Linked DNA regions of Homo sapiens: region 1 is linked to region 2. Evidence: chromatin loops called from intact Hi-C (ENCODE). Cell type or tissue: PC-9. All regions are shown on one strand. Links, peaks and the distances in the headings refer to the core of each region. The heading gives the core; the rest is flanking DNA. Region 1 overlaps LOC105369165 (a long non-coding RNA gene). Region 2 overlaps LOC105369165 (a long non-coding RNA gene).

What was found. Peaks named below come from ENCODE experiments on the same cell type or tissue, not always from the same donor. Only the 100,000 strongest peaks of a DNase experiment are listed, where the experiment ranks them.
Region 1: it touches region 2 in a loop (6-fold over the local background); 1 of 110 quality-filtered maps calls a loop at or near these places.

Annotation. Positions count from the first base shown.
Region 1 is chr2:53,122,053-53,138,174 of GRCh38, forward strand. The region is part of intron 1 of LOC105369165 (a long non-coding RNA gene); the gene reads right to left. Among named protein-coding and RNA genes, the nearest start is that of MIR4431, 430 kb to the left of the region's middle. In PC-9, for the core only: no CTCF peak of the experiment used is centred there; DNase peaks (open chromatin) are centred at 8,039 and 9,549; H3K27ac peaks cover 763 bases.
Region 2 is chr2:53,022,961-53,039,082 of GRCh38, forward strand. All of the region lies in intron 1 of LOC105369165 (a long non-coding RNA gene), which reads right to left. Among named protein-coding and RNA genes, the nearest start is that of MIR4431, 330 kb to the left of the region's middle. In PC-9, for the core only: no CTCF peak of the experiment used is centred there; no DNase peak of the experiment used is centred there.

The sequences.
Region 1 (16,122 bases), core at 5,604-9,603, 100 kb after region 2:
TTCCTGAGTAATGTTCCATGGTATTATACCACAATTTCTTTATCCACTCATTCACTGATGGGCATTTGGGCTGGTTCCATATTTTTGCAATTGCAAATTGTGCTGCTATAAACACACGTGTGCAAGTATCTTTTTCATATAATGACTGTTTCCTCTGGGTAGATACCCAATAGTGGGACTGCTGGATAAAATGGTATATCTACTTTTAGTTCTTTAAGGAATCTCTATACTGTTTTCCATAGAGTCTGTACTAGTTTACATTCCCACCAGCAGTGTAAAAGTGTTCCCTTTTCACCACATCCATGCAAACATCTATTATTTTTTTATTATGGCCATTCTTGCAGGAGTAAGGTGGTATTGCATTGTGGTTTTGATTTGCATTTCCCTGATCATTAGTGATGTTGAGCATTTTTTCATATGTTTATTGGCCGCTGGTATATCTTTTTTTGAGAATTGTCTATTCATGCCCTTAGCCCATTTTTTGATGGGATTGCTTTTTTTCTTGCTGATTCGTTTGCGTTTCTTGTAGATTCTGGATATTAGTCCTTTGTCAGATGTATAGATTGTGAAGATTTTCTCCCACTCTGTGGGTTGTATGTTTACTCTGCTGATTGTATCTTTTGCTGTGCAGAAGCTTTTTAGCTTAATTAAATCCCATCTATTTTTGTTTTTGTTGCATTTCCTTTTGAGTTCTTGGTCATGAAGTCTTTGCCTAACCCAATGTCTAGAAGGATTTCTCTGATGTTATCTTCCAGAACTTTTAAGTTTTCAGGTCTTAGATTTAAGACTTTGATCCATCTTGAGTTGATTTTAAGGTGAGAGATGAGGATCTGGTTTCATTCTTCTACATGCGGCTTGCCAATTATCCCGGCACCATTTGTTGAATAGGATGTCCTTTCCTCACTTTATATTTTTGTTTGCTTTGTCAGAGATTAGTTGGCTGTAAGTATTTGGCTTTATTTCTGGGTTCTCTATTCTGTTCCATTTGTCTATGTGCCTATTTTCATACCAGTATCATGCTGTTTTGATGACTATGGCCTTTTAATGTAATTTGAAGTCAGGTAATGTGATGCCTCTGGATGTGTTCTTTTTGTTTAGTCTTGCTTTGGCTATGTGGGCTCTTTTTTTAGGATTGCTTTTTTCATTCTGTGAAGAATGACAGTGCTATTTTGATAGGCATTACATTGAATTTGCAGATTGCTTTTGACAGTATGGTCATTTTCACAATATTGATTCTACCCATCCCTAAGCATTGGATGTGTTACCATTTGTGTCGTCTATGATTTCTTTCAGCACTGTTTTGTAGTTTTCCTTGTAGAAGTCTTTCACGTCCTTGGTTAGGTATATTACTGGTTTGTTTGTTTGCACCTATTGTAAAAGGGGTTGAGTTCTTAATTTGATTCTCAGCTTGGTTGCTGTCGGTGTATAGCAGTGCTACTGACTTGTGTGCATTAACTTTGTGTCCTGAAAGTTTACTGAATTCATTTATCAGTTCTAGGAACTTTTTGGATAAGTCTTTAGGATTTTCTAGGTATATGATCATATCACTGACAAACAGCAGCAGTTGGACTTCCTCTTTACCAGTTCAGATGCCCTTTATTTCTTTCTCCTGTCTGATTGCTCTGGCTAGGACTCTCAGTGGAAATGCTTTCAACTTTTCTTCATTCAGTATATGTTGGCTATGGGTTTGTCATAGATGGCTTTTATTACCTTAAGGTATGTAACTCCTGTGCTGATTTTGCTGAGGATTTTAATCATAAAGCAATGCTGGATTTTGTCAAATGCTTTCCCTGCATCTGTTGAGATGATTGTGTGATTTTTGTTTTTACTACTGTTTATGTTGTGTATCACATTTACTGACTTGCAAATGTTAAACTATCCCTGCATCCCTGGTATAAAACCCATTTAATCATGACGGATTATCTTTTTGATATGCTGTTGGATTCAGTTAGCTAGTATTTTGTTGAGGATTTTTGCATCTATGTTCATCAGGGATATTGGTCTGCAGTTTTATTTTTTTGTTATGTCCTTTCCTGCTTTAGGTATTAGGGTGATACTGGCTTCATAGAATGATTTAGGGAGGATTCTCTCTTTCTCTATCTTTTGGAATAGTCTCAGTAGGATTGGTACCAATTCCTCTTTGAATGTCTGATAGAATTCAGCTGTGAATCCATCTGGTCCTGGACTTTTTTTGTTGTTGGCAATTGTTTTTTATTGCCATTTCAATCTCGCTACTTGTTATTGGTCTGTTCAGAGTTTCTATGTCCTCCTGGTTTAATCTAGGAGGGTTGTGTATTTCCAGGAATTTATCCATCTCTAGGTTTTCTAGTTTGTATACATAAAGGTGTTCATAGTAGCCTTGAGTGATCTTTTGCATTTATATAATATCAGTTGTAATATCTCCCACTTCATTTCTAATTGAGCTTATTTGGATCTTCTCTCTTTCTTGGTTAATGTTGCTAATGGTCTATCAATTTTGTTTATCTTTTCAAAGAACCTGTTTTTTGTTTCATTTATCTTTTGTATTGTTTTGTTTCAATTTCATTTAGTTCTGCTCTGATCTTGATTATTTCTTTTCTTCTGCTGGGTTTGGGTTTGTTTTGTTCTTGTTTCTCCAGTTCCTTGAGGTTTGACCACAGATTGTCTATTTATGCTCTTTCAGACTTTTCAATGTAGGCATTTAATCTTATGAACTGTCCTCTTAGCACTGCTTTTGCTATATCCCAGTGGTTTTGATAGGTGTTGTCACTATGATTGTTCAAAGAATTTTTTAAATTTTTAACCTCATTTCATTGTTGACCCAAAAATCATTCAGGAGCAAGTTATTTATTTTCCATGTATTTGCATGGTTTTGAGAGTTCCTTTTGGAGTTGATTTCCAATTTTATTCCACTGTAGACTGACTGAGAGAATCCTTGATATAATTTTGATTTCCTTAAATTTATTGAGATTTGGTTTTTGGCCTATCATATAGTCTGTCTTGGAGAATATTCCATGTGCTGATGAATAGAATATATCTCCTGCAGTTGTTGGGTAGAATGTTCTATAAATATCGGTTAAGCCCATTTACTCTTGGGTATAGTTCAAGTTCATTGATTCTTTGTTGGCTTTCTGGCTTGATGACCTGTGTAGTGCTGTCAGTGAAGTATTGAAGTCCCCCACTATTATTGTGTTTCTGTCTATCTCATTTCTTAGGGCTAGTAGTAATTGTTTTATAAATTTGGGAGCTCCAGTGTTACATGCATATGTATTTAGGATTGTGATATTTTCCTGTTGAACTAGTATTTTTATCTTTATATAATGTCTCTCTTTGTCATTTTTAACTGTTGTTTGAAATCTGTTTGTCTGATGTAAAAATAGCTACTCCAGCTTGCTTTTGGTGTTCATTTGCAAGGAATATCTCTTCCACTCCTTTACCTTAAGTTTATATGAGTCCCTAAATGTCAGATGAGTCTCTTGAAGACAGCAGATACTTTATTGGTAAATTCTTATCCATTCTGCCATTCCGTATCTTTTAAGTGGAGCATTTAGGCCATTTACATTCAATGTTAATATTGAGATGTGAGGTACTATTTTATTCATTGTACTATTTGTTGCCTGAATACCTTGTTTTGTTTTGTTTCATTGTGTTATAGGTCCTGTGAAATTTAGGTTTTAAGGAGGTTCTATTTTGTTTTCATTTTGAGGATTTGTTTCAATATTTAGAGCTCCTTCTAGCAATTCTTATAGAGCTGGCTTGGTAGTGGAGAATTCTCTCAGCATGTTTGTCTGAAAAAGACTGTATCTTTCCTTCATTTATGAAGCTTAGTTTCACTGGATACAAAATTCTTGGCTGATAATTGTTTTATTCAAGGAGGCTAAAGATAGGACTCCAATCCCTGCTAGCTTGTAGGGTTTCTGCTGGTGTTACTCTAATACATTTTCCTTATAGGCTATCTGATCCTTTTGCCTCACAGCTCTTAAGATTCCTTCGTCTTGACTTTAGATAGCCTGATGACTATGTGCCTAGGTGATATTTGTGTGATGAGCATCACCTGGGTGTTCTTTGAGCTTCTTGTATTTGGACATCTAGATCTCTAGAAAGGCCAGGGAAGTTTTCCTCAATTATTCTCTCAAATAAGATTTCCAGGCTTTTAGATATCTCCTATTCCTCAGGAACACCAATTATTCTTAGGTTTGGTCATTTAACATAATTGCAAACTTCCTGGAGGCATTGCTCATTTTTTAAAATTACTTTTTCTTTTTGTCAGACTGGCTTAATTTGAAAGCTTTATTTTTGAGCTCTAAAGTTCTTTCTTCTACTTGATCAATTCTATTGTTGAAATTTTCCACTGTATTTTGCATTCCTCTAAGTGTGTCTTTCTTTTCCAGAAGTTGTGGTTGTTTTTTAGTTATGGTGTCTATTTCTCCGGAGATTTTTTTTGTCCATATCTTGTATTATTTTTTAAATTTCTTTAAGTTGGTTTTCACCTTTCCCTGGTGCCTCCTTGAGTAGTTTAATAATCGATCCTCTGAATACTTTCCCTGGCAATTCAGAGATTTCTTGTTGGTTTGGATCCATTGCTAGTGAGCTAGTGTGATATTCTGGGGGTGTTACAGAATTTGTCATATTACCAGAACTGTTTTTCTGGTTCCTTTTCATTTGAGTAAATTATGCCAGAGGAAAGATATGGGACTCAAGAGCTGCCGTTCAGATTCCTTTGTCTCACTGGGGGATCCCTTGATGTGGTGCTTTCCCCCTTCCCCGAGGGATAGGGCTTCCTGAGAGCAGGACTGCAGTGATTTTTATTGCTCTTCTGTGTCTAGCCATCTAGCAGAGCTACCAGACTCTGGGCTTATAATGGAAAGTGTCTGCAGAGTCCTGTGATGTGATCCATCTTCAGGTCTCTCAGCCATGGATACAAACACCTGTTCTGGTGGAGGTAGCAGGGTAGTGAAGTGGACTCTGTTAGAGTCCTTGGTTGTAGGTTTCTTTAGTGCACTGGTTTTCTCAAATGCTGGTTTATGCTAGAAGTGAAGTTGTCACAGGGACAGATTCAGGACTTCTGGTCAGCCAGGATGTTACAGGCAGTGGTATTAGCTGTTGTTTTCTCCCTTCTTGGAGCAGGGTTGTTCTGTTGTGAGTTGCTGTAATGGCTTTAGTTGGTTGGCCTCCAGCCAGGAAGTGGCAGTTTCAAGAGAGAATCAGCTGCGGTAATATGGAGGGATACAAGTTTGCCCAAAGGTCACCTAGATAAGTATTCAGATTTCTCAGGTGATGGGTGGGGCCATAGAACTCCCACGAGTTTATCTTTTCTGTCTTTAGCTACCAGGGTGGGTAGGGAAAGACCATCAGGTGGGGACAGGGCTAAGCATGTCTGAGCTCAGACTCTCCTTGGGCGGGGCTTGCTGGGGCCACTGTGAGGGATCGGGAGGTTGGTTCTCAGGCCAATGGAGTTATGTTCCAAGAGGTAGCGTGGCTGCCTATGCTGTTTTGCATAGTTTGCCAGAGAAGTGGGGAAAGCTGGCAGTGACATGCCTCACCCAGCTCCCCCAGATTCTGCCCAGGAAAATTCAGGCTCAGTTGAAATTATTACAAAGTTCCACTGGAAGTCTCCTTCTGCCTGTGGCCCTTCCCCAAATCCACTGGCTGCCCTCCCCAAGGACCCCTGTGAAATAAAGTCAGAAATGGCTTGCCTCGGCTTCCCTGGAGACCAGAAATACCTACAGGGCTCTTCCCACTGTTTCTTCTACTTTTATATTTCACTCAGCTCTCTAAATTTGTTTCAGCTCTAAGGTAAGTTTAAATCCTTCTCCCATGATCTAGATGTTTAGTTTCCCCAGTGAGGATGTGTGTTTGGAGGTGGACATTTTCCCCTCACACTTCGGGGACTCAGTTTTTCAGCTGTCTCACGGAATTTGCAGAAGCAAGTCGCTTCTTTCAAAAGGCCTGTGAATTCTTTTGGTTTTCCCGGTATGTTCATACAGTGGTTCTTGAAGCAAAAGTTCATGATATTAGTCTCTACACACTGTTCTGTCTGTCTGATAGAGAGAGGCAAGTTAGTCCTGCCTCCTATATGCCATTTTTCTAGTTAGTTTATAAAGAAAAAGGGCTTATTTGGATTCTTTACTTTTTTCTCTTTTTTGAGGCAGAGTGTCACTCTGTCACCCAGGCTGGAGTCCAGTAGCACAATCTCAGCTCACTGCAACCTCCGTCTCCTGGGTGCAAGCAATGCTCCTGCTGTACTTGTTTTAAAGTAGCAATTACTAAACAGTATGGGTTGACAGAATAAGAGAAAACAAACCAATGAAAAAAGAAAAATCCTAGAAACAAACACATACACACATGAACTCTTCATTGATACCAAAAGTGACATTGTGGAGACATGGGAAAGGGTGGTCTTTTCAATACATGATACTGGGATAAGTGGATATCCCTGTGAGAAGAAAATGTAACTGTACTCCTCCATTCTACCATACAAAAAAAAAAAACCAATGTCAGGTGGATTTGAGACCAAAATGATAAAGCTTTTAGAAGAGTACAGGATATTATTAAGTTTACAGGGAAAGGAAACATTTCTGTTTTGATTTTTAACAGAAAGCAAGAAGCACTTGCTATTAAAGGTGAAGACAGATATTTTTGGCTATGTGAACATTAAATTATTTTCCTCAAAATGTATCAAGGGAGTTGAATAACAAGTCATAGAATAGAAATGGTATTTGCAATTCATAGAGTTAATTTTAAAAGTGCAAAGGCAGAATATAGACACCACATAGTAGAATATATCGAAATTGCCAACAGTCAAATTAAAAATTGATTGTCCTCATTATTCATCAGAGAAATGCAAATTAAAACTGTAATTACACATCACTATACACCCACCAGAAATATCTAATTAAAAAGACTGACAGTGTAAGTGCTAGCAAGGATGAGAGAGAAATGGGTACTCTCATAAAGCTTCGTGTTATCCGCTAAAGCTGAAGACATCCTCTATGACCTAGCAATTCCATTCCTATGTATAAACTCAACTAAAATTCATTCACAAGCACCGAGAGACAGACAAAAGGATTTGCATAGAAGATTCATTATTCACAGCTAAAAGTTTCACTCAGTTCAAATGTTCATCCATAGTTGATTAATTTAATTATATGTATTCAATAGAACACCCTAACCGTACTGAGAATGAAAAGACAATAGTTATATGTAAAAACATAGCTGAATCTTATAAATGTAATGTTAAGCAAAGAACCCATATGTAAAAAGAGCACTTATTACAGATATCAGTTTATGTAATTTTTCTTTGTATGTGTTATATTTATACTACAGTTTTTTTAAAAGTCACACTATTAATGCAATAACGTTTATGATCACACATGTGCCAGAAATCTAAGCGCTTAATATAAATTGTCTCATTCATTTTTGAAAACAACCCCTATTTTATAGATGAATAACCATAGTCATTAAAAGGTTAAATAATGTACCATAATGACAAATGACAGTGCCAAAAATAGACACAGTCTTGATTATAGAACTGTGCAGAGTATACAGTCTGTCTTATATGCATCATCTCATTTAATCTTAACCTGCAATGTAGGAGCTCTTATTTCTATCATCTATGAGAAAAATGAGCCCTGGGGAGATTCAATCAAACGCTTAGGGTCACAAAGCTAAGAGGAGCCCAGGCCTCTACCAGCTACACTACATTGCATTGCCTTCATTTAGTCACACAAACAGGCACCTTTTCATTTTTTATTCTATACAAGTCCACTGAAATAAATTAGCATACTGGCTTATACCAAGTAAACGAATGTTTGGGGAATGAAACATGCCATACTGAGCCATTCAACCCAGTTATTCAAAAAATAAGGTCTATCTCTGTTTCCTAAATAAGAATTGAGAATTAACATGCAGATAGCCAGAAACATTTGGTTCTGGCTTTTCATGGCAGCATGTGACTAATGATTTCACATTTGTGATATGGGATTTCTGGGACCTAACCACAACTAGCTCTGGCAATTACGAAATCCAGTTTGAAAGAACAGTGCAGAGCAACTAAACAGAGAAACAGTCAGTGGCACTTGTGGGATACAGGTGGCTAATTCCTCAAAACAGTAGCAGAATCTTGCATTCCTAGTGTCTTTATCACAAACTGCAAATGTGACAATGAAGGAAACCATGTGAGGAAGGTCTAAGGAAAAGAAGAACAACTGTGCAGAGAGAAGTACAGAAAGGGAGAAGGGGGAGTAAACAGACAAAAAGAAAGGGAAAAAATTAAGGCCAAATAATTTCCATTCCTTGGTACATTGAATATGGAAAAAAAGAAAATAGAAAAAAAAGAAATAAATAATACCCTTCTGCCCCAAGGGAGAAAAGAAAACCTGGTCAGTGAAAGGGGTGATGATAGAAACCTTCATTCTGAAGTCTGCATTTGTGGAATCAGACCACATTCTCATGACTCTCAGCATTTAATCACCATTCTTCTAACTTCTCAGTCTGAGTTGAAAAATGCCATCCCACATTCAGCATGATGTTGCAATAAAATGACTTCTTCCGGCAACTTGCCTTGTAATTTGGGTGAATTACAATTGGTTCTGCCGGTAAAATAATGTGATGCCTGTTGGTGACCTAAAAACTTAATAGCACCATTCACTTGCTTCCCGGCCCTGAAAATAAATGGTTAGTCACCAAATTTGTAATTTCAGAAGGGCCTGACTACCACTATTTGAGTCACTACTGCACACAGTAGCTCTGGTAATACTGACATCAAAATATCTAGGGCAAATTTTGAAAACAAGATGAGTTTCATCCAACGTCTCTTCCTTTTGGAGCTTCGTTAACTGCACTAACACTCATTTAATAGGGCTTATTAGTCAGAAGGGGATTTCAGTCTTAGTTATCAATTTCATGCAGACTCCTTTCAAGAGATTTCCTTCCACCTTTGGCATTTGTCTTATTTGCAAACTCTACCCTCTATTGCTTGTAAATCTGCATTCCCAAAAGAAAAATAATGAAATTCATATCCTATATTTGTATGAGGTAGCACAGGAGTTCAACTGCTTTCTGAAACTAGTAGAATATTAGAGATACTCCTTATCATATGAGAAGAGACTCCCAATATTCTCCAAGGGAACTCCAGTAAAGAAGAAATAAAAATCTTTTAAAATACTGTTATGTTCTAAAACAAATGAATAGTCTGAAATAGAAAGTAGACAGTTAAAAAATTATTTGCATTGGATATCATAAATTTAAAGGAATAACAATAAATGATATCTGTGATGGTGATTATTAGATAAGTATTTTCCTGCCTCCACTTGCCCTCTAAATTTTCTGCATTATTTCTGTTTATTTTAAAAATACGTATTTTTAAATGCTGACATTGAGGAGTTACTTTAAATGACAGTCAATATACTTTGTCTGAAGCAAACAATTAGAAAAAGTCATACCCAAATTAGTATGAAATAAAATGTATCTGCTAATGGAAAGCAAGAGAAGTAGGTAACTTTTGTCAGGTAGAAAATTGCCATCTTCAGGATTATGAGTAATGTGATACCTAACATTCTTTGGGTCCACCACAAGAAAATGACTCACATGTATTTCCTGTATTCGAACTTACTAAAGTAGAGAATGGAAAAGGAATCCAATTGAAGAAATAATTTCATGTGTAGTTTGGAGGTCCATTTATATAGACATGTGCTGGGGAAGTAGGAGGGGGCATCTATCTATCTCTTGATATCATTGGTTGTCAAAGGAAGAAAGTAGGAACATTGTTTTTCTGGCTTTATCATATGCTCTAAGCATCAAAGCAGACAGCCTAGGGCAGTCAGAACCAGAATCAAGACCACCAGTGCAATAGACTAAAAGAGTGGTTTCTAACCAGGTTGTCCTACAGGGGTCATTTGGCAATGTCTGGAGACATTTTTGATCAGCATAATTGGAAGATTCTACTGGACTCTAGTGGAGAGAGGCCAAGGATGCTTCTAAATATCCTACAATGCACAAGACAGCCCCCATGATAAAGAGTTAACTGGCCCTAAATGTGCCAAGGTTGAGAAACCCTGGCCTAGGGAAATACCTAGGAGTATAAAAGATACACTGCTTAAAATTCGGACCACAATATATTAATCAAGCTGAATAAGATTTACTTAGAAGTCAAAGGCACATAAAAACTAACTGGGCTATAGTTTAATTGTTGATTTGTATATTTTATGTTAAAGTATATCTTAAAGAAATCAAATATTCTTAATTTACCCAGTGACATTAAAATGAAAAATACTGTGCTGATACAATACCAAAAATTTAATTCAAAAACAAAAATTAAGTGATAAATTGGACCTCATCAAAATGAAAACTTCCGCTCTTCAAAAGACACTGTTAAGAAAAGAAAAAGACAGTTTCATACTGGAAGAAATATTTGCAAAACATGTATCTTATAAAGGACTTGTATCCAGAATATACAAACAACTCTCAAAATTCAATATGATAAAAAAATCTCAATTTAAAAAAGTGTGTAAAATATTTGAAAAAACATTTCACCAAAGAAGATATAAAGATATCAAAAAGGTACATAAAAAGATGTTCAACATCATTAGTAATTAGGAAAATATAAATTAAAATCATAATGAGCTACCACTTTACACCTTTCATAATGTCTAAATTTTAAAAGACCAACAATATCAAGCGTCAAAGAAGATGTGGAGTATCCAGAACTCTCATACATTGGTAGGAATATACAATGGTACAATCACTTTGGAAAACAGTTTAATTTTTGTCTACAGAAAGATTTGGACACAACTACATAAATAAATGTAAGACTTTTCAAAAGCCAAAAACCTGGAAACAACCCAAATGTGCATCAACAAGTCAGAGGTAGCGAATATCTGAGTTACTGGTGGAGAATCCGTACAGGTCTGCAGAAACCTCAGTTTGTGCCTCTGAAAAAAAATAAATTGACTGACGGGTGTAAGGTAGAAAAAGAGACTAAAGCAAGTTTCGGAGCAGAAATGGAAATTTCTTAAAAAGCTTTAGAGCAGGAAAGAAAGAAAAGTACACTTGGAAGAAATCCGAGTGGGCACTTTGGAGGTCAAGTGTCCCATTTAACCTTGATCCTAGGATGTAATATGCTGACTTACTTCCGGCCTCTTGTGCCCCTTTCCCTTCATTATTCCATTAGGGTGGACCACCTGCATGCGCAGTGCCTTCCTTGTGCTTGGTGGGTGAGCATGTGCAGTGTGTTTACTGGAATTGTACCCATGCTCATCTGAGGCATTTTTCCCTTTTCCAGTGGAAGGTCATACACCACCATTTTGTCTCTTAAAGTGCGTGCTCATGCCCACTTACCAAATTCCTGAGATTTTATTGGAAGCCATCAATGACCAATTTCAAGTGTTTGCAAAATTGCCGGGGACTCCCTGGCTCCAGCTGCAACCAATTAACATTTTAGTGTGACAACAGCCAGACCATCACCTGATGGTCTCCTGACATTCTTGGTGGGTCAGAGGGAGACCTCTCCTGCCCCACTCATGCCTGATTAGCTACCTGCTGTTACAAAATGAATGGAAAAAACAAACTGTGGGGTATCAATACAATGAAGTATCACACAGTAATCAAATGAGGTAGATGCACACAACCACATGGATGAATCTCAAAATAATTTTGCTGAGTAAATGAAGCCAGACAGAAGAGTATATACTTTGTGAATCTATTTATAAAAGCCCCCAAATAATGCAAGCTAATCTATAGTAACAGAAAGCAGATCAGTGGTTTCTGAGAAGCCAGGTGACAGAGGGACATTGAAGAGGGGCTGAAGGGAGGGATTACCAAGGGACTTACGGGAACTTTGCGGGGGTTATGGATATGTTTACCATCTTGATTGTGGTAAAGATTTCATGGATGTATACATATGCCAAAAATGGTAAAATTGTACACTAAATATGTGAAGTTTATTGTAAAACAATTACATTTAAATGAAGAAATTTTAAAAATAAAGAACATTTTTTTCTGCAAAAGACGCATCAAAGCTTCCATCATGTATTGTTCTAAGATTTTTAAGAGCAAACCTAGAGCCATTATTTGATTCCTTAACTGCCATATAGTAGCAAGAACTCTTGATCAGCCAACAAGGCCCACTGGAGTCCTAAGTAAACCACTTGAAGCCAAGATTGAGGTAGTTTAATTCAGTATTTTATGATATTCTTTTTATGTGAGGTAGTTCAGTTTTTTCATGTGATAACCAAATATTCTTCTACAAAGAAGTTTATGTATTTGCATAAAATATCACTCAACCAGTCCTTAATGTAGGAGTATCTAAAATCAATCAACAAATAATTACTGAAAATCAACATAACTCATCCTAAAGTCAGAGCTATTGTTACTCTTAAGAGTCCCCAAATGATTAAAGAAATACAACTACATATATATGTATATCTATCTATCTATATAAATGTAGTTGGAAGATAAAAGGAAAATTGGAACAGGGCTGGTTTCAATAGAATTTTCATGATGTGAAATAATTCCATAGGTTTGAGTAACAAGAAGTCTGTATCAAGGAATTGAAGCCTGAGATGTATTCATTCATTTATTCAACACATATTTATTGTGTGTCTACCCTGTGAAAGGTATTACCTAGGTGGTAGAGATATAACAGGGAATAAAATAGCTCTCATGGAGCCATGTTCTGTGAATTTTATGTTCGAGTGGGAGCAGTGGGCAAAAGAAAAATTTAAAATAAAGTTATATATGCTGTTAAATGGTGACAGGTGCTAAGGAGAAAAATAAAGCAAGAAAAGGAATAGCTGAGTGAGGGAGAGGAGGAAGAGGTCAGAATTCTAAATGGAGGGTAGGGGTTCTAGTAAGCCCTCACTGAGAAGGTAATGTTTAAGCAAAGACTTGAAAGAGGTAAGAGAGTCATACATATGGATAACTAAAAAAGAACACTCCAGACAGTGAATAGCCAGTTCCCTCTGAAGATAAGATCAGAGGGGTAAAAGTTCAGATCTTGTACGACCTTGTAAAGACAAGGGCTTTTACTGTGATTGAAATGAAAAGCCATTGAAGGTTTTCAGCTCAGGATGTTACGTGGCTTAATTTTTTTAAAAAGATTATTCTAGCTGTTGAATGAGGGTAGAAGAGGAAAGAAGCAGAAATAAAAGTCAGGAGACTATTTCAAAAATCCAAGCAAGAGATGACAATTGTGGCAGACAATCCCTAAAATGACTCTCAATGATTCTTGACTCCTGGTGTTTACAGTTTTGTTTAATCTCCCCCCCTTGAGTGTAAAACCCTGGGATTTGCTTCTAACCAAGAAAATATCACAAAGGTGAGAAAGATATTATCCCATAATGAGATTCAATTGTATGGCAAAGGTGATAGGAGATCACTACTGTAATTACATTACCATATATATAAGATTCATCTCGCTAGCAGAGCCCCTGGGGACATAGCCCCTCACTAGTCTTGAAGAAGTGAGCTGCCTTGCAGGAAATAGCCATGTCATAAGAGCCCTTGTAGCAAGAATCAACAGGAGGCCTCAATTGCTGAGGACAGCCTTCAGCAGTAACTGAACAACCTGAGTGTACTTTAAAGAAAATCTTCCCCCTGTCCAGCCTCGGAAAAGACTGCTACCGCCAAAGCCAATTCCTGTGCTGAAACCCAAAGAAGTGAAATTGTGAAACAGACAATCTAGTAAAGCTATGCTCAGACTTCTGACCTACAAAACTGTGAGATAATACATGTATGTAGTTTTAAGCTACAAGTTTAGTAGTAATTTGTGATGAAACAATAAAATTAACACAGCAGTGGTTCAGATTAGGGTGGTACCAGTGGTTTGAAAGTAAAGACAAAATTAAATAATTGATACAACAATAAAAGTTAAGATAGACTCCAAGGATTTTCACCTAGACAACAGAAAAGAAAAAGCTATTTACTAAGATGCGGAGACCTATGGAAGAGCAAGTTTGAAGGAGATAGCATCAATGGTCTATCTTTGGACAATTTAATTTTGAGATGCATGAAGATGGAAGTGGGAATAGGAAGTTGCATCCATCATTCTGAAACTCAATAACAAATAAGAAGCCAGATATATACTTTTGGATATACATATATGGTATACAGTGACTACCTGAGATCAGTGATATCTCAAAGTTGTGGGTGGAGAGAAATCAAAAATATCTCAAAGCGAGATCATGATTTCTCAAAGCTGTGTTTGGAGAGAGATATTGTAAGCCAGAAAACTAACAGGAGAAAAAGAAGTCATTCAAAAGAGGGCACACAGCATAAGCAAAAGCTTGGAGGGAGGAATAAGCCAAAGAGGCTATTGGTGACTTAAAGGCAGTCAGCATATTTCATTCATTTTCAAGAACCTAACAAAGCATGTGGAAACCAGAAAACCCTAAAAATGACAGGAGGCTAGTAAGAAAGGCACATGAAGCCAGCAAAATAAAATTGTCTTTAATGGGAAGTGGGAGGATGGAAGGAGAGATTAGTGACTTTCCTTCTGAGATATCTGACTTGAAAATGGCTTGTGCATCTTCTTGCAGTGTGAGAGAATTCCTCTGAAACTAAAGTGGAAGGAGTCTTGCGAAAGCCTAGTTTGGAATGAGTAGGTGCCTTAAGTTCTAGGCTCAGCTACAGGGGAACGTGATGATTATAAAGCAATCTCAAATTCATTCTGGCAGAAGGGTTGGGGTGGGGAGTAGATTTGTAGCTCAAAGATAGAAAGTAGGTTAACAAAAGAAAGTGTTCAGGTCAACTAATGGATCATGGTGCTTCCCGGATATTTTTAAAGTTTTATATTAGACTCGTTTCTTACATAAAAGTGCTTTTACCCAACAACTCTAAGTACTGTGTGTTTTCCGTATTGTGCCAGAGGTGTTATGGATGATATTAAAAAGAAAAAAGTAGAATAATAGTTATTGCTCTCATAAATCTGTATCAGCTAGATAAAAAGAAAAAAGCATACCTACAGCAAAAAAAAAAAAAAAAAAAAAAAAAAAAACAGAAAGGAATCAGGACTCAGCACTTACGCATATTTTGGAAGGATTATTAAAGTTCATAAAAAAGATAATATCTTAATACTACTATAAGTTATTTAGAAGGTAATTTTATCAACACTTCCAATAAGTTACCCTGCTATAAACCTTAAACTAAATGATATGTGTACATATCACATGTATACAGTGGGTATATGTATGACATACCTTTTTATAGATATAGGGTATAAAAAGAAGGTTTTGATCAATTTCACTGAAATACTAGATAACTAAGTATCAGGAATAACATGAATTGAGTGCTTACATATACAGTGGGTATATGTATGATATACCTTTTTATAGATATAAGGTATAAAAAAGGTTTTGATCAATTTCACTGAAATACTAGATAACTAAGTATCAGGAGTAACATGAATTGAGTGCCTATTACATGTTCAGCACTTTATGTTCAAACAGCTACTAAATGGCAGTACAGAGCTGAATACAGGCTGTAGGATCTAAAACATGGCTTTCTCCTTTCAGCTCTGTTGTCTCTGCCTCAGTGCTCCTTCCATTTCACTCTGCATGTATCAATCAGATTGACTAATTTATACATTCACACTACTCACTTTAGAGAAATCCTAAAAATAAAAATAAAAAAAAGTCACCGTGACAGATGACAATTTAGCAGGAGCACTGGAAGTTTTTCCAAATGTTGGTATGAGATAAATTACATACCAAAATAATGTACTGCCAGGTACATTTCTCTCTTGCTACTTGAACGGATGTAATAATGTACTTGGTTCTTTCCACCTCTGATTTATTGATGGCATGAGATTTGTCATTTTATTTCGGTGAAATTATATCTCTAGAGGGAATTTTCAATGGATAAAGTTAATTTGAGTTATCCTGAACTTCCAGCAAGTCTGGGAGATTTTTACAAAAGATGAACACTGTCAACCAATGAGTCAAGAAACTATATATTTTAGTTTGAATTTTTGAAAGCACAGGAAAAGGCAATTCAAAAAGCTCTTGATACTAAAAAGAACACTCAGAGGTTAAATGCCCATCAAGTATATCACCAAAAAACTTGGGGCAAATGCACAGTTGTTATTTCTTTCAACTAAACCTCGGTTAAATTGAAAGAAATAACATCTGTGCTCTCCCATTAAGAAAC
Region 2 (16,122 bases), core at 3,634-7,633:
AATTCCAAACACTCAAATCCTTTTATAAATTCCCCCCATTATTTTTTTCTCTTCAGTTAACAAACATGCTCAATTTTCTCCCCTCTATTAAACCATTCCCCAGTTCTTTGCCTCCATGTCCAGTTGCCAGTGGTTTGTCTCCATGCCTCTCCTTCTCATGGATATCTTCTGAATGGTATAGTCTATTTATCCATTGTCCATGTCCTACCATTTGCACATTGACCTAGGTATTTGTCTTCTCCACAGATTATCCACATACTTCTATGTAAAGTCTCTAGTCACTTCCTAATTATTAAATCCAATGAATACTTAACCAGCCTTATTTTATTTTAATTCTGGGACTGACATGTTGACTACTCTCTGCTCAAAATTCTCTTCTCATTTGTACTCTATGACACCACTGCCTTCCACCCCTGCAGCCATTCCTTTCAGGCTTTTCCTCAGGGTTCTCTTCCATTTCCTATACCTAAAGCATAGATGATCATCAGTGTTTTATCATTAGTCCTCTTTCCTACGCATTTTAAAAATATTTTCCTGAATTAGCTCATCTCTTCTCATGAGTTAGTTGAGAAAAGCTAGCTCTTTAATGCTGACGACTTCTAAAGCTACATCTACAAACATAAAAATAAACCAGAAATCCACCCCAATGGGCCCATGCATAAACCACATTTGATGATTTTCTCAAAACTCTGCAACATGAACTCAACTCCAGGAAGACTCACTGAACATACCTGACTCATCTCCACCTTCATGCCATTTCTCTTGTTCTATCTACAACTATCGCTTGTCTCCATCTTCTTTCATCTATCCAGATGTTATGCATCGTTCATGCTCCACCAGTTTCCCACGGCTTTCCAACAACTTATCTTGGTTCACAGCTTTTTTCTTTTTCTGAATGTCTTTACTAGTTTCTCCAATAAACACTGTTTCAAATATCCTGCTAGGATTGAGGGTTTGGTTTTTTTTTATAACTTCCCCCTTCCTCTAGATATTTATAGCGGCACTTATTTTGTATATGTGGCTCTGCCACCCAGCCACAGATAACTGAATCAGATAGTAAAAATTTGTCCCGTGATGAACCAGTCAGGATCTCTGTCCTAATAACTGGAATCGGGACTCAGAGATAGCTAATCACTCTGACTTGATTACTTAAATTTAAAATGTATAAAGTGGAGAATCATAGAAATGCCATTTTTAGATAAGTGCACGATGAAGCAATAAAATCCTGACCTATAGAAAAAGAAAAGAAGAAAGCAGGTGTGCAGAAGAGAGCAGACATGAGATTTCAAGGCAGCTGCTGACTAGTTTTCTAATAGTTTTTCAGTCTCTTACGATGTTTAGTGGCATATCCTGCCTTGGGCAAGGATACTCTGATGTCCTTCTAATTCCCTTTTTGCTTCATAGTTTGAAGGGATTTTTAAAATACTTTTAGCAAAATGAAATGTAACCAAACTCACTCATTTTTACACCTATCACATATTATCCTATGCTGTTACTTAGCTATTTCAAATGTATACAGTGTGTTTCCCTACTTAGATGGCAACCTTCTGTAATGAGAGAATTTTGTCTGATGGTTTTACTTTTTTTCTTGAATCCTCCCAGTAGTTCCCATATGTACTATGGGAACTCAGTGAAATTCACTGATGCAAGCAGTCCGGTAAACCTAACTCTGTTTCCCCTCTTTAGAGTCTACCACAATGCTGTGAACACATTGATACTCTCATATTTAGTTTAAATAAATTTATCACTACTAAAGAAAACATTAGGGAAACTCTCAAGGACATTAGTTTGGGCAAAAATTTCTTCAGTAATACTCAAGCACAGGCAACCAAGGCAAAAAAGGGCAAATAGGATCACATCAAATTAAAAATTTCTACTCAGCTAAGGCAACAGTCAACCAAGTAAGCCGACAACTGCAGAATTGTGGAACATATTTACAAACTAACTATCTGACAGGTGATTAATAACCAAACTATGTAAAAAATTCAAACAACTCTATAGGAAAAATCTAATAATTGAGACAAAAAATGGGCAAATATTTGAATACACATTTCTCAAAAGGAAACATACAAATGGCAAACAGGCATTTTTATGAAAAAGTATTCAACATATTGATCATCAGAGAAATGCAAATGACAACTACAGTGAGATATCATCTCACCACAGGAAAATGGCTTTTATCCAAAAGACAGGCAATAGCAAATGCTGACGAGGATGTGACAAAAAGGGAATCCTCATGCACTGTTGATGAGAATGCAAATTAGTACAACCACTATGGAGAACAGTTTGGAAGCTTCTTAAAAACTAAAAATACAGCTACCAGCGGGGTGCAGTGGCTCACGCCTGTAATCCCAGCACTTCGGGAGGCCGAAGCGGGCAGATCACTTGAGGTCAGGAGTTCAAGATCAGCCTCGCCAACATGGTGAAACTCCATTTCTACTAAAAATACAAAAATTAGCCAGGCGTGGTGGCAGGCATCTGTAATCCTAGCTACTTGGGAGGCTGAGGCAGAATGGTTTGGGCCTGGGAGGCAGAGGTTGCAGTGAGCCGAGATCGTACCACTGCACTCCAGCCTGGGCAACTGAGCAAGATTCTGTCTCAACCAAAAAAAAAAAAAAAAAAAAAAAAAAAAAAAAAAAAAAATAGAGCTACCATATGATACAGCACTCCCACTGCTGGGTATATACCAAAAAGAAGGGAAATCAGTATAACAAAGAGATATCTGCATTCCCATGTTTATTGCAGCACTGTTCACAATAGCCAATATTCAGAAGCAACCTAAGTGCTTACCAACAGATAAATGGATAAGGAAAATATGGTACTTATACACAATGGAGTACCATTCAGCCATAAAAAATAATTATATCCTGTGATCTGCAACAATGTGGATGGAACTGGAGGTCATTAAGTTAAGTGAAATAAGCCAGTCACAGAAAGACAGACATCGCATATTCTCACTTATCTCTGGGATGTAAAACTCAAAACAATTGAACACATGGAGGTAGAGAGTAGAAGGATGGTTATCAGAGGCTTGGAAAGGTAGTGGAGGGTTTGGGGGAGATGGGTATGGTTAATGGGTATATAAAATAGTTAGAAAGAATGAATAGTACCTAGTACTTGATAGCATAAGAGGGTGACTGTAGTCAAAATAACTTAATTGCACATTTTAAGCTAACTAAAACAATATAATTGAATTGTTTATAACACAAAGGATAAATGCTTGAGGGGATGGATACCCCATTTTTCATGATATGATAATTACACACAGCATGTTGTATCAAAATATGTCACGTAATCCATAAATATATACACCTACTATGTACCCACAAAAATAAAAAATAAATAAATGTTTCTGAGATTTCCATGTCTATTATTTTCAATCTTCTCTCTTCACTTCTTAAAGCAAAGAAATAAATAGGAGTGGTGACAGGGAGAAAATCAAGAAAAGATGCTGATAATAAGACTCTTCAATCAAATCTTTTCTTATTCTATTATTTTCTTCACCTTTACTAATACTTGCTCACTCTTCAGAAAGGTGATTGGGAGTGATGCTTAAATAATCAAACCGCAGACATTATGGACTGATTCTTCGTTTTTATTCTTTGCAGAACTTAATGAATACATCCAAATATGCTTTGACCACCACTAAGTAAAAATAGGCTAGGATTAGAAAATAGAACTGGAGTCTTATCCTTGCCCTGTTGTTAATTATTTGACCTTTGGTAAGCTACTTGATATTCCTGCACCTCAGTTTCCTCAGGTGCCAAATGACAGTCATATATTCTACTATTAATCTCCAAGAAAATGTAAAAATGAAAAGAAGTAGTAAGTTAGAAAAGCTTTTAGAAGCCCACATTAAATACGGTCATAGGAAGATTAATAATCAAATACTACTTTGCATTTTTAACAGAATTTGTCTGAGTGTGAAAAGAAACCTCTAGATATTTAAAATATCTCTAAACTTATAATGAGATTCTTTATCCTCCACGTCCCTTTCTTAGCCTATGTTCGACCTACCTGCTGTTTATCCTTTCCAATCTTTCTGTTTCCTCTTGAGCCCAGACTGCCAGCTGTGTTAAATTGTGTGATAATTCTGTGCTGTGAACAGTTCCCTGAGGAAGCAGAGCCAAATGCCATCTCTGTGACTTGTCTTGGGAAGAGAAAAGTTCCAAATTGAAAACTCATAATGTCAATCCCTTGTGGTTGCTCTTACCACTCTACTGTTCATAAAGACCTTGAAGCAAGAAGTAATGGCCCTATGATAAAGACCAAATCACCATTATCAGTTGGAGAGCTCTCTGCTGTGGCTCAGAGTTCAGTGTTAGACAGACTGGCGTTTGGTCTTCATCAACTAAGGATGACTCTAAAATAAGAGGTATCACTCAAGCCTTGGGAAATAACTTTCACAAGCCTTCATAAGGACACATTTTCATTTCAGACAACATTGAGCAAAGGGCCATGTCGGTTATTCTTAATGGTTTTTTCAGTGGGTTTTTGTTTTTTCTGTTTTTTGTTACTGTTGCTTTTCTTTAAAAAAAAATCTGTACAGAATTATAATGTTGCTTTAGTGATAGAAAGTACATGTACCTGGAGATCTGTGGGGAAAAAGTGTTAGAAAACTACTTTTCAAATCTGAAAAGTAAGCATCATACATGCACAAACATGGCTGCTTTTTTCTTTCATTTTTATTTGTTTTAAACATGGCTTTTCTAAGTCATAAAACAAAAGGTTTAAATCTCTCTTTTAAATCTGTTGGGTAAATGAAGAGATGGCTTGTCTGTGAAAATGCTTTCCAACGAATTTCAATACCTTAATGAATAATAGATAAATTTCATTTCCTCCCGATCCTTTCTCTATGTGGCAGCCAAAGTGATCTTTTGAAAACCCAAATCTAATCATGTCATTTCTTGATTAAAACTCTTCAGCAGGTCCCTAATGTCCTCAAGATAATGTCCAAATTATTATATTTTAAAAGAGCTTTATGACTGGTCCCTAATTATTTCTCAACTTTGGGTCTCTAAGCCATACCCTGTAATGTACCCCTTCATTGCACTGCTCCTCCTCCGCCACTTCCTGACACATACAACCAATTAATCTGGATTCTAGTTATATTGACTGTTTCACGAACCACTTAAAACCACCCTAAAACCATGTTCTGTCCCTCTGTCTCAGGTTTTACTGGCTCCTAATCTTGAGGTGTGCCCTTTTTCACATGCCTTTCAAGCACTCTGTACTCACCCCTCATGATTTTTATCACAGATATGAGTTCATTCCTCAAGGTCAGTGTCACCTTGTATGCCCATGACTTAAAGTCCAGCATCAAAGCATTGCTCAATAAATATTTGAAGTAGGTCTATGAGAGATGGCTGGAAGAGAGGGAGAAAGGAAAAAAGGGAAGGAGAGAGAGAGCAGGGAGATCAAGACTCCTAAAGTAATCAGGTTCATTTCTGCTGATATCCAGTTTAGGAATTTGGCCTCTGGATTCCTCAAATGCTCCAGGATTTCCTCATCTCTGCTCCTTCCCTTTTTCTGAGCTGGCTATGCCCCAAATTAGTATTTGCTCTTTGCTGCCACATTCCTCCCAGATCCTCCCAGAAATGTTTCTCACCAAAACAAATGTATTTGGCCTCAAAGCCCTTAGGCATTAAAAAGTATCCTTTTTTAAACTCAAGACTGGGGACCTCGGTTATTCAAGATAACAAAGGAGAAGCAGCCCAGAAAACCCAAAAAGGGCTGTGTAGCCAAAGATGAAACCAGAATTTAATTTTGGCCAAGTACCACATAATCCGAGAGCACTGGTCTCTTTAACTCAATCTGTCTTTTATCTCTTTATATCCATTTAATTAGACATATTCAATGTGATTAAATGGCAGTATTAAATGTAGCAGAGTACCCTATGAAGATAAAACTTGTTTTGTTATTGTGAGATGGAGCCTGTGGAGGGTAATTAAGTTCAGATGAGGTCATGAGGATGGAGTTACCCATGATGGGATTAACGCCCTTGTAAGAACGTAAAGAGATAAGAGCTCTTTCTCTCCACCATGTGAAGATACATCAAGAAGGTGGCTGTCTATAAACCAGGAAGACGGCGCTCAACAGACTGAGTCTGCTGATGCATTGATCTTGGGCTTCCTAGTCTCCAAAACTGTGAGAAATAAATGTCTGGTGTTTAAGCCACCCATTCTATGGTAATTTGTCATTGAAACCCTAGTTAAGAAAGACAACTTGTTAGTGAGAGAAATTACTACTCATATCACCCTATAGGCAGAAACAGGAATTGACCACAGAATCATTAAAGATGGTATTTCTTGCAAGAATAAATGCTGACAGAAGAGACTTTAAATGGAAAGAGAAATTACCCTCTTAAAAAAAAAAATGAGGAAAATAGGTACGGACTTCCTGAGAGTGTAATGTACCATGTACTGATGGACACCAGAACCATTCTTGCCCTTCTATTGTGTGCCTGTCTATAGCGATCCGGAAAAGTGAGCTAAATATGCCTGGCTAGATTCGCAGGCCCTGAGATTAAATAGAACCTGGCAAGTTTCTGATTATGCTACTGTCTTCTAAACCCAAAGCCGTTGGACATATTCTTCAAAGTGCTACAAATCTACTCTCTTAACTTTGCACACATTAACAGATTTAAAAAAAATTTAATTATAGATAAGACATGCAAAATTGACGTTAATTACATCCTTAGGCTTTTCTTTCTCTTTACTTTTTTCATATTAGAGGGAGAAACTCACCTAGCAAAGATGTGCATTGGTGTGTACGTGGATAAGTTATCTCATGTTGATGCTCTTTTTTATGGCTGCATTGTTGGTAAAGAGGCAGAATGTTACACTTCTTACTAAGTCAAAGTAGAATGATGGCAAAATGTGAAGTTTATTATTAGAGTAATTATTAATGAACGTGCTACAAAATGGTGAAATAGAAGAGATGCGCTCAGTTTTGTTAAATGAAAAATCAGCACAGAATCATCATAGAATAGCAACAAGAAATTTAATTTTGGATATCTGCTGGAAGTCTCACTTTTATGAAAGCAGAATAACTGATGAGAATTGAAAATAAATGATAAACTTAAGTTACAGAGGTGAGAAGAGAGCCATAGGTAGGAAGAATAAAAGTGGTTGCTGCTCAATATAACAGAAGCCCTGTAAAGTGAAGCCAACTACTGTTGAACTTAATCCAAATTGTACTATCACAACCTGGGGCTTCTACTTTCTATTCACGCATGGTTACTTCACCAATCTTTCATTGTCTCTGCTCTTGCCATCTGGTTTCAGCAACAGTTATCTCCAGAAAAAATTGTAAGTCAAGCATCTTGTCACTTTAATGAAGTTTACTAAAGACTCAGATATTACAGAAGAGGCATTGGGTCACAGGTCTCAAGGCATTCCATCATTGCTTTGGTTCTTTCCTCAGCCTTCCTGCAAAGAACCCTAAAAGTATAATCTGGTCTCCTAAAACCACTGGTGGGAGAGAAGTCTAGCCAGAGCAGTTTCATAACCCCAGCCCTCTGGGAAAATAAGGAATACATTTTGCTCCACCTATGACATGAATTACTCACTGAGCTAAGTAGGCTAAGACATCTCCTATCTCTTTCAGCCATTTCAATTTTTGAATTAAATTGTTTTATAATTAAACCATGCTTCCACAGTCTGTTGAAAATTATTGAACCTATTACATGCGTGAAACATTTGCATGTAAAAAGCACTCAAAGTTAACTACATGCACACTAATGAACAATGGAATATCACAGAGCTATCTAAATAGTTTCAGCCTATTTTTGATCATGTCCAAACTCAAATGTTAATAATGTATAATACTTTGTAATGCTTCCTCTTTATATTAGTGGTTTTCTGAAAGAAATTCTAAAAGCACAAAAAGATACATAAACATCCTTAGATAATGAAATACTAGGGCGATTAAATATTAATGCCCTATGCATGCAATTAGCCCCATTTGCTTTAAAGTTATGTCTATGGAGGTAATGAGTGAGGATAATTTAATAAGAGGATGATAAATTTATTTCATGTAGACATGCAATCTGAATCATGCTGGTCAAATTTCTCTATAAAATGCATTTTTTAGATAGCATTATCAAGATCATCTTTCAATATAACCCTGATTTTTAAAAATATATAATACTGTGACCACTCTCTAACAAATATTCCAGCACCTTTATAAGCATTTAAATGGTATTAAGTTTTAAAATATATTGTTACTCGTCCAAATAAAATAAAATGCAGCCAGCTGCCAGATGCTATGGGAGTTTAGATGCTGTAGTGCTTTTATGAAGGAGCCATAAATTGCCTACAGATTGTGTCTTTGTTTTCTTTGAAAGGAGTAGATTCTAGAGACAAAATTTCCAAAGGAACTTTTGCTTGATATTTGTTCCTAAAAGAATCAAGAGCCTATAGCTTAATGAATAAACCCCCACACAGGTTATCAATATGTAATAGTTTCTGTCCCTTTCACAGTACAACTAATCAATAAATAGCACACAGTACAATTACACTTAGGTGGAAGAGAAGAGACATAAAATAGGCCACCCACAAAATAACCTCATTCACCAGAGAAATGATATAGTTCTTTGGAAATGAGAAATGCCCTGCCTTGCAAAGAGTCTTCATGTCAAAAAATATATATTGATAGAAAAGGAAACTGGCTTTGCAGAAAATTACTAAATTAGGAAACCTGGCACCCATGACACCCACCTAGAATCTCTAATGTGCTCCAATTTCTATAGCCTTTTTAAATATGATCATTGAGATACCGCCTCCTCCTCAGATCATCAATATTTCTCAACTCCCATATCCAGCACAATCCAATAAATTGCCTTTGTCAGTATTGTATATCATTCTCACTAGAATGTAAGCACCACCAGAAGGATTTGCTTCCATTCTGCTGATGTATCATGAGCTCCAAAACAGTGCATGAACATAGTGATGCTTACAAAGTATTTATTGATAAATATTCTGCATCTTCTTATTTTCTGATTAGGCATGAATTCATAGAGACTGAATTATGCTATGTGTGTCTGAAATTCTAATTTTTGTTTACTTCCAAGGATTCTTTTTACTATTTATGTGCCTTGGATTTCCTGTTTTCAAGGATTTGATTACCAAATGGCATATAGTAAATAACAGTGTTCTATTTGCGTATGTGTCTGCGTGTGTATAAACTGTTCATCAAAAATAAACATGAGATAAAGAATGCCACCATATTGCATTGATGCATAATTTTAGCCCAAACAAGAAATATGGCTCAATAGACACTGTTGCATTATTTTGAGTAAATATATCAATCCTATTTATTAGACTTTCTGAACTAATGAGACTATTTCATGAACTTTACTACTTTAATGGGCCTGTGAGTTTGGGAACTATTGCATTGGTCTATGTCAGTGGATCAGAGATACTATGTATATAAAAATTTCTGTCACAGTTTCATACATTTACAATGAAATGTCAACTTTGAACAACTGTGAATAGATGTAACTATTATTTTTCATACTGATATAGAGGGAACAGAAAAGTTATGTGCAGTATTTTTTTTTTTTTTGCCTTTGTGGAGAACAGGCCTTTCCTTGCCTATGTGGAGTTCATAAAATAGCAATAAAAATTAGTCATAAATTGGGTCTGGTATTAATGTCAATTAGCATCCCAATGACATAATGACTGTGGTAAAACATTTAAACTTTATTGACATCAATAGCTATTATCAAGTCAGTTTTATTGATATAATAAAGAGGGCTGGATTTCAAAAAGCCCCCAGTAATTGCTGACACTGTGTCAGGAACCCTCCAGAATACATTGGCAGAACACAGGCATACAAAACATCAGCAGGTCAGAATATTGCTTCTATGGTTTATTTGTCCCCACCAAAACTCATGTTGAAATTTGATCCCCAATTGTGGTGGTGTTGGGAGATGGAGCCTGGTGGGAGGTGTTTGGGTTATAGGGTGCATCCCTCATGCATGGCTTGGTGCTGTTTTCACAGTAGTGAGTTCTCACTTTTGTGAGACTGGATTCGTTTTCGAGGCAGTGGGGTGTTATAAAGCCAGGACATCCCTCAGGTTTCCATCTCTTCCTGTACCTCCAATTCCCCTTTCACCTTCTCCATCATATGAGCAGCATGAAAGAGCTCACCAGAAGCTGGGGACATGCCCTTGAGCTTCTCAGCCTTCAAATCATGGGCTACATATAAGCCTCTTTCCTTTATAAATTACCTAGTCTCAGATATTCTTTTACGGCAACACAAAATGGACTGTCTTATTTTGGTGTAATTGGTCAAAATAAATGAAAAATGTTTACTAAGCACTAACTATGAAGTCAGCATCTACTAGAAGTTAATAGAGGATAAAAAAGAAATAGACATCATGGCCCCCATCTCAAGTTGGGTATGATCTGGTTGAGGAGATGAGGAAATCAGACCTAAAGAATTTCAGAATGTCTTGCTTGCTTTTCCCCCATGGAGTCCCAGATATCCTCTTTCCAGCTGCTCACAGTTAGATCTCCTCATGATCCTCCCTCTCTACTGCCACAGACAAAATCTGTCTCCTCCCTTTGCTGTGACTGGTCTTGCCTTCTCAGAGGCATCCTCACCACCACCAGTACAGTTAGCCTAAAACTTGGATCTAGGTCACTCTCTTCACTAAAACATTTCAATGACTCCCAGCTTTTAGTTGTTTTAACAAATTCCTTAGCACTGACATAGGCCCCTATAAGACTTAGTTGCTCTCCTATTTCTACAAAATCATTTCCTAAGATTCCTTACATTCTTCTTTATAAATTTTACAGTTTTCATTTTAATTTTGTTGTTGCTTTTTATTTAGCACTGGAATACAGATCCTACCCCCAAACCAAGCTGCCTATTTCAACTTTGCTGTCATTTATTGGAGTTCTGATTTGGGCTGCTGAGCAAGAGGTACTTGATTTAGTCACTTTTTCTGTCCCCACATAATACTGTAGTTACTACGATGCTTTCAAGTATGATGACCATACCCTTCCCAGTGGAATACAAGTTCTTTGGGGCCGGTAACTGAGCAATTTTCTGTGTACTAATAATTGTCTATATCCAAGTATAACATATTAATGGGTGGTGGCTTTTGATACCTTAGAATCATAAATTCTCAGAATCACACATTTTAAGAGAATTTTTAGAAATTATTTGCTTCAACATAATTTTTTAGATAAGGAAATGAGATCCAGAAAGGTTAAATGACTTGCCCAAGGTGATAGTTACTTACCAGCAAGTTACAGAAGTGGAGATTGTCACCCTTTAATATTGTTCTTAGGTTATAATACAGAAAAAAATAAATTCAAGTAGAAATTTTAATTGCATAGAAATAGGTAAGTAGGTAGATAGGAGTACAGATTAACAGAACAAACAGAAATGCAATACTACTAAATAATAATTATAATTATGGTTTTAAACAATGTATGAGCTCAAAATCAGTTATTTCTACATTAAGCTTCAGCTCAGAGTGAACACTAGATTATAGCACAATTTTATAAAATTATAACATTATTGAACCAGGAAAAGATTAACATAAAAGATGAGTACTTCAGGTGTCACACTGTCAACTACCACTTAATTTACCAGCAGGTGCTGCCAAATGCTACTGCCAGAGTACAAAAATAAATATATAAATAAATAAATAAACTTAAAAAAATGTGACTAGTCATGTAAAGGTAAAACCTTTAGGAAAAAAACCTTGAGAGGCCTAATATGAGAAAAGTTTATCAACCAGTTATGGGCTCTAATTCCATTCCTGCCTCCAGCAGGGGGTCTTACACAGCTCCCCTCACAGTATTTATCACATGCCAGACTTGCAAGGATCATTGAGCAAAGAACCATCAGATAATATTTCAGAGATGTGAGCATGAGCAAACTACATTAAAAAATCAGATGAGTCCAGCCGGGCTCAGTGACTCACGCCTGTAATCCCAGCACTTTGGGAGGGCAAGGCGGGTGGATTGCCTGAGCTCAGGGGTTCGAGACCAGCCCAGGCAACATGGTGAAACCCCGCCTCTACTAATATACAAAAAATGAGCCAGGCATGGCAGTGTGCACCTGTAGTCTCAGCTACTCAGAAGGCTGAGGCAGAATTGCTTGAACCTGGGAGGTGGAGGTTGCAGTGAGTCGAGATCACGCCACTGCATTCCAGCCTCGGTGACAGAGCGAGACTCCATCTCCAAAAAAAAAAAAAAACAAACAAACAAAAAACCACAAAAAAAATTAGATGGCTGTCCCCTGCCATTCCCTAGCATTTAGAGACAGCCTTAGAGGGAAAGGGGTGTAGAGTTAGAGTGGCTGAGATTTGTTTTGGTTTGTTGTTTTGTTTTCATCCTGACTGAATGACAGGGTATTGTGCAGCTCTGGGAGACACTTTTCATAACAATGTCTATATGTGGGGTTTACCTGCTGGAGTTTTGCACTACACAGGAATTGGCAAAGGGCTCTGAGAAAGGGTGCTCAAAATAGTCATTCAACTTTAGAAAAGAAGTTTCCAGCAATCTCAATTCTAAGTATCCAGTGAAATTCAAATCAGAATCTCAAAGAGATATTAGCACTCCCACGGTCACTGAAGCACTATTCACAATAGCCAAGATGTAAAAACAACCTAAATGTCCTTTGACAGATGAATAAAGAAAATGTGGTATATACATGCAATGGAATATTATTCAGCCTTAAAAACAAGGAAATACTGCAGTATGTGATGACATGCATGAACCTTGAGGATATTATCCTAAATGAAATAAGCCAGTCATAGAAAGACAAAGGAGGTATCTAAAATATTCAAATTCAGAGAATCAAAGAGTGGCTGCTGGAGCACAGGTGGAAGGGGAATGGGGACCTACTGATCAAGAAGCGTAAAGTTTAAGTTAAGCAAGAGATCTGCTCTACGAGATTATACTTAAACAATACTATATTGTACACTTAAAATTTGTTAAGAAGGTAGATCTCAGGTTGTGCTCTTACCAGAATAAAATAATTTGTTTTACAAAAAAAGCTTCTATTTCTTCGGTATGTAAACCTAAATCCCCAGCTACTACACTTCAGATTTGAAATGAATTTTGAATTGTTCTGATTAAATTATTTCATCATAAAATCACCATGGACTCTGACCTACAGATGGGCTCCCTCACTGCTACTGAGAACTCCAAACTTCTGCCAGCTATACTGCTGCCTTCCAGACAGATACTTTGTCTGGATGAGATCTCAGTATCAAAAGTAAATGGATACAGCTTAAGTGTCTTTCCAAGCCAAATGTTGGACTCATCACAACTAGAAGAAAATGGTTATACTAATTTCTTCCATGAGCTCCAAGAAACTGATTTAGTCTTCTATCTTGCTGAGACTGTGTTGGTTTTCTATTGTTCAGGACACAGATATGCAAAATATCCATGTTTACCTTGGCCTCTAAAACTCCATGTCTAGTTAATTAGCAAGTGTAGTTCAGCAGTCTAGCATGGAGCACTGATGATGCATTATGCATAAATCTGCACCTACCTCCCTTTGCACTCATCCTCCCTGCGTACATGGAACAGTAGCTCACTCCTCCACTATTTCCTAATCCCAGGCTTTTGATTCTGTTACTTTAAATGAATATGAAAAACAAATGACTTGCTATCTTTCTGTTTTTAAAGGCACTTCAAAGTCACAACTTCCACTTTATATGGAAGTTACCACATAAATCTCCTCTCCTGTTATTCATCTGAATATCTTCTTCTTTAACTTTCTGCGTGTCCTTTCCTAATCTATGCCGTGTTCAAAAGTATCCTCTACTGATAATGTACTCTTGATGGATCTGCACTAGTCTATTCCAGCCCTATATAAATCTTGTTTGAGCAATAAAAGTATTCATAAGATCCTTCCCTGAATATATTACATTGAATCTAAACTTTGACACATTTCCCCATTTTTCATCAATCGTTTCCCTCAAATTTAAAAACATTTCTATTTAACAAAATGGCAACAAGCACTTTCATTCTTCGTATTCATTTAATTTCATTTTTTGTATTCTCAACAAAACAGAAACAAGCACTTTCATTATTCCCAGATGTAATAATTTTCAAACCAATATTTCTGTTTTTTATATTAATAAACCTTTCCACATTATTATTATTATTATTATTAGAGATGGAGTTTCGCTCTTGTTGCCCAGGCTGGAGTACAATGGCCTGATCTCGGCTCACTGCAACCTCCGCCTTTTGGTTTCAAGCGATTCTCCTGCCTCAGCCTCCCGAGTAGCTGGAATTACAGGCGCTTGTCACCACACCGGGCTAATTTTTGTATTTTTAGTAGTGACGGGGTTTCACCACGTTGGCCAGGCTGGTCTTGAACTCCTGACCTCGTTATCTCCTTGCCTCGGCCTCCCAAAGTGCTGGGATTACAGGCGTGAGCCACCGTGCTCAGCCTACACGGTATTATTTTAAGGCTAAATAAAATTTCTTCTAAATTTCCTATTAATTTGACCTCAAGCTTTTAATTATATGTCTTTACTTTTATTGTGTTTTAATGTTGTGTTTATCATTTAACTTCCTTAAAGCAGTATATTTATATATTCTTAATTTTATTTTTCTCATGCAAAGCACTGATAGCATTATTTTTCTGCAAGTACAGTAGCAACAATTATACGGAGATTTGTCAGCTTCATTTTATCCTTGTGTTTTTACAACTAACTTGAACTCATAGTTCTGTATTTTATAAATTAACCAAAAATATTAAAACTCAGTTCCATAAGAGATACTCAGAAGTATTCCCTTCTAAATGGATAACAACATGAAAGTAATTCCTAGATCTTTAAGAGAAGCAGTTAAGATAACCAGCCAACTACATTCTGTGTGACATTCTATATTATTTCCTTCAACTCCTTTAGCAAAGCTACTGGTAAAGATATACATTTTAGGGCTTACTTATGAGACGTTCATTTTTAAAGGAACAAATTACATAGCCTCTACTATTGTTAATTCACTATGCAACAGACTAATTGTTGATTAGAGTTGTGCAGTGTTGAAGAACAGGAGCTTTAAAGCTAATTGTGCCTGAGTCCAAATACTAGCGTGCGCATGCGCGCTCTCTCTCTCTCTCTCTCTCTCTCTCTCTCACTTGCTGTGAAACCATGAATATATATTAGCCTCCCTAAACTTTAGTTTCCTATCTATGAAATGGAGTGATGGTAGTACCTACCTTATAAGGTTACTAATAGGATTAGATGAAATAATTTATGTAATGGAATTAGCAAATTACATATACTAAGTAATGCATATTCATTAAAAATAGTTCATATTCCTAAATGAATTTCAAAGCATCACTTATAAAATATTAAATCTATGTTGAAAATTATGAATGGAGAACTAATTTTAGGTAGATAATTTTAGCAACATTAGGGTTTCCCTCCTGAAAATTTCTGATATTAAGGATAGTATGACGAAACCAGTATTCTGCTGCTTTTCCCTAGTTCTAATGTCAAATATGCTATTCAGTTTTATATTTTCTAGCACATTTTATTACAAACCACCATAGCCAGAAACACTCTCACTCTCATTAATTACATATTTAGTGGTTCAGGATAAATTAGATATAACTCTAACAAAATAATATTAGTTGAATTATGATGACATACTTTTAAAATCTAAGGCTGAACCCTGGGTGAATCACTTTATAATTTCCAGTACATTTAATTCCACATGTTTAAACGTCAGGTCTGTATAATTGTGAACATTTTAATGACTAATATTGCTGGATAGGTTTTAAATTAATACACTAACAATGTTTTCCCTCAAGACTACTATTAAGAAATAATTGATGTTTTAGAGTCATCCATCCTCTCTATTTCAGATTTTGAAAAATGTTAATATATAACTCTATATAAAGCTTATAATATTTATATGACATGATTTTAAAGTCTCTTCTCCATTAATAAATATTATATTCAGAGTATCCTTTTGTTTCACATTTTAATTATTTGATCTTGCACACCCCTTTTGCTTTAAATTGTTATTACCCGGCTATATAACCAACTTTACATATCAATGATTTACCACCCTTGTAAAAGTTCAAAACTCAAACTTCATAAAAAGAGGAATTTTGTTTTAGTTTACTGCTATA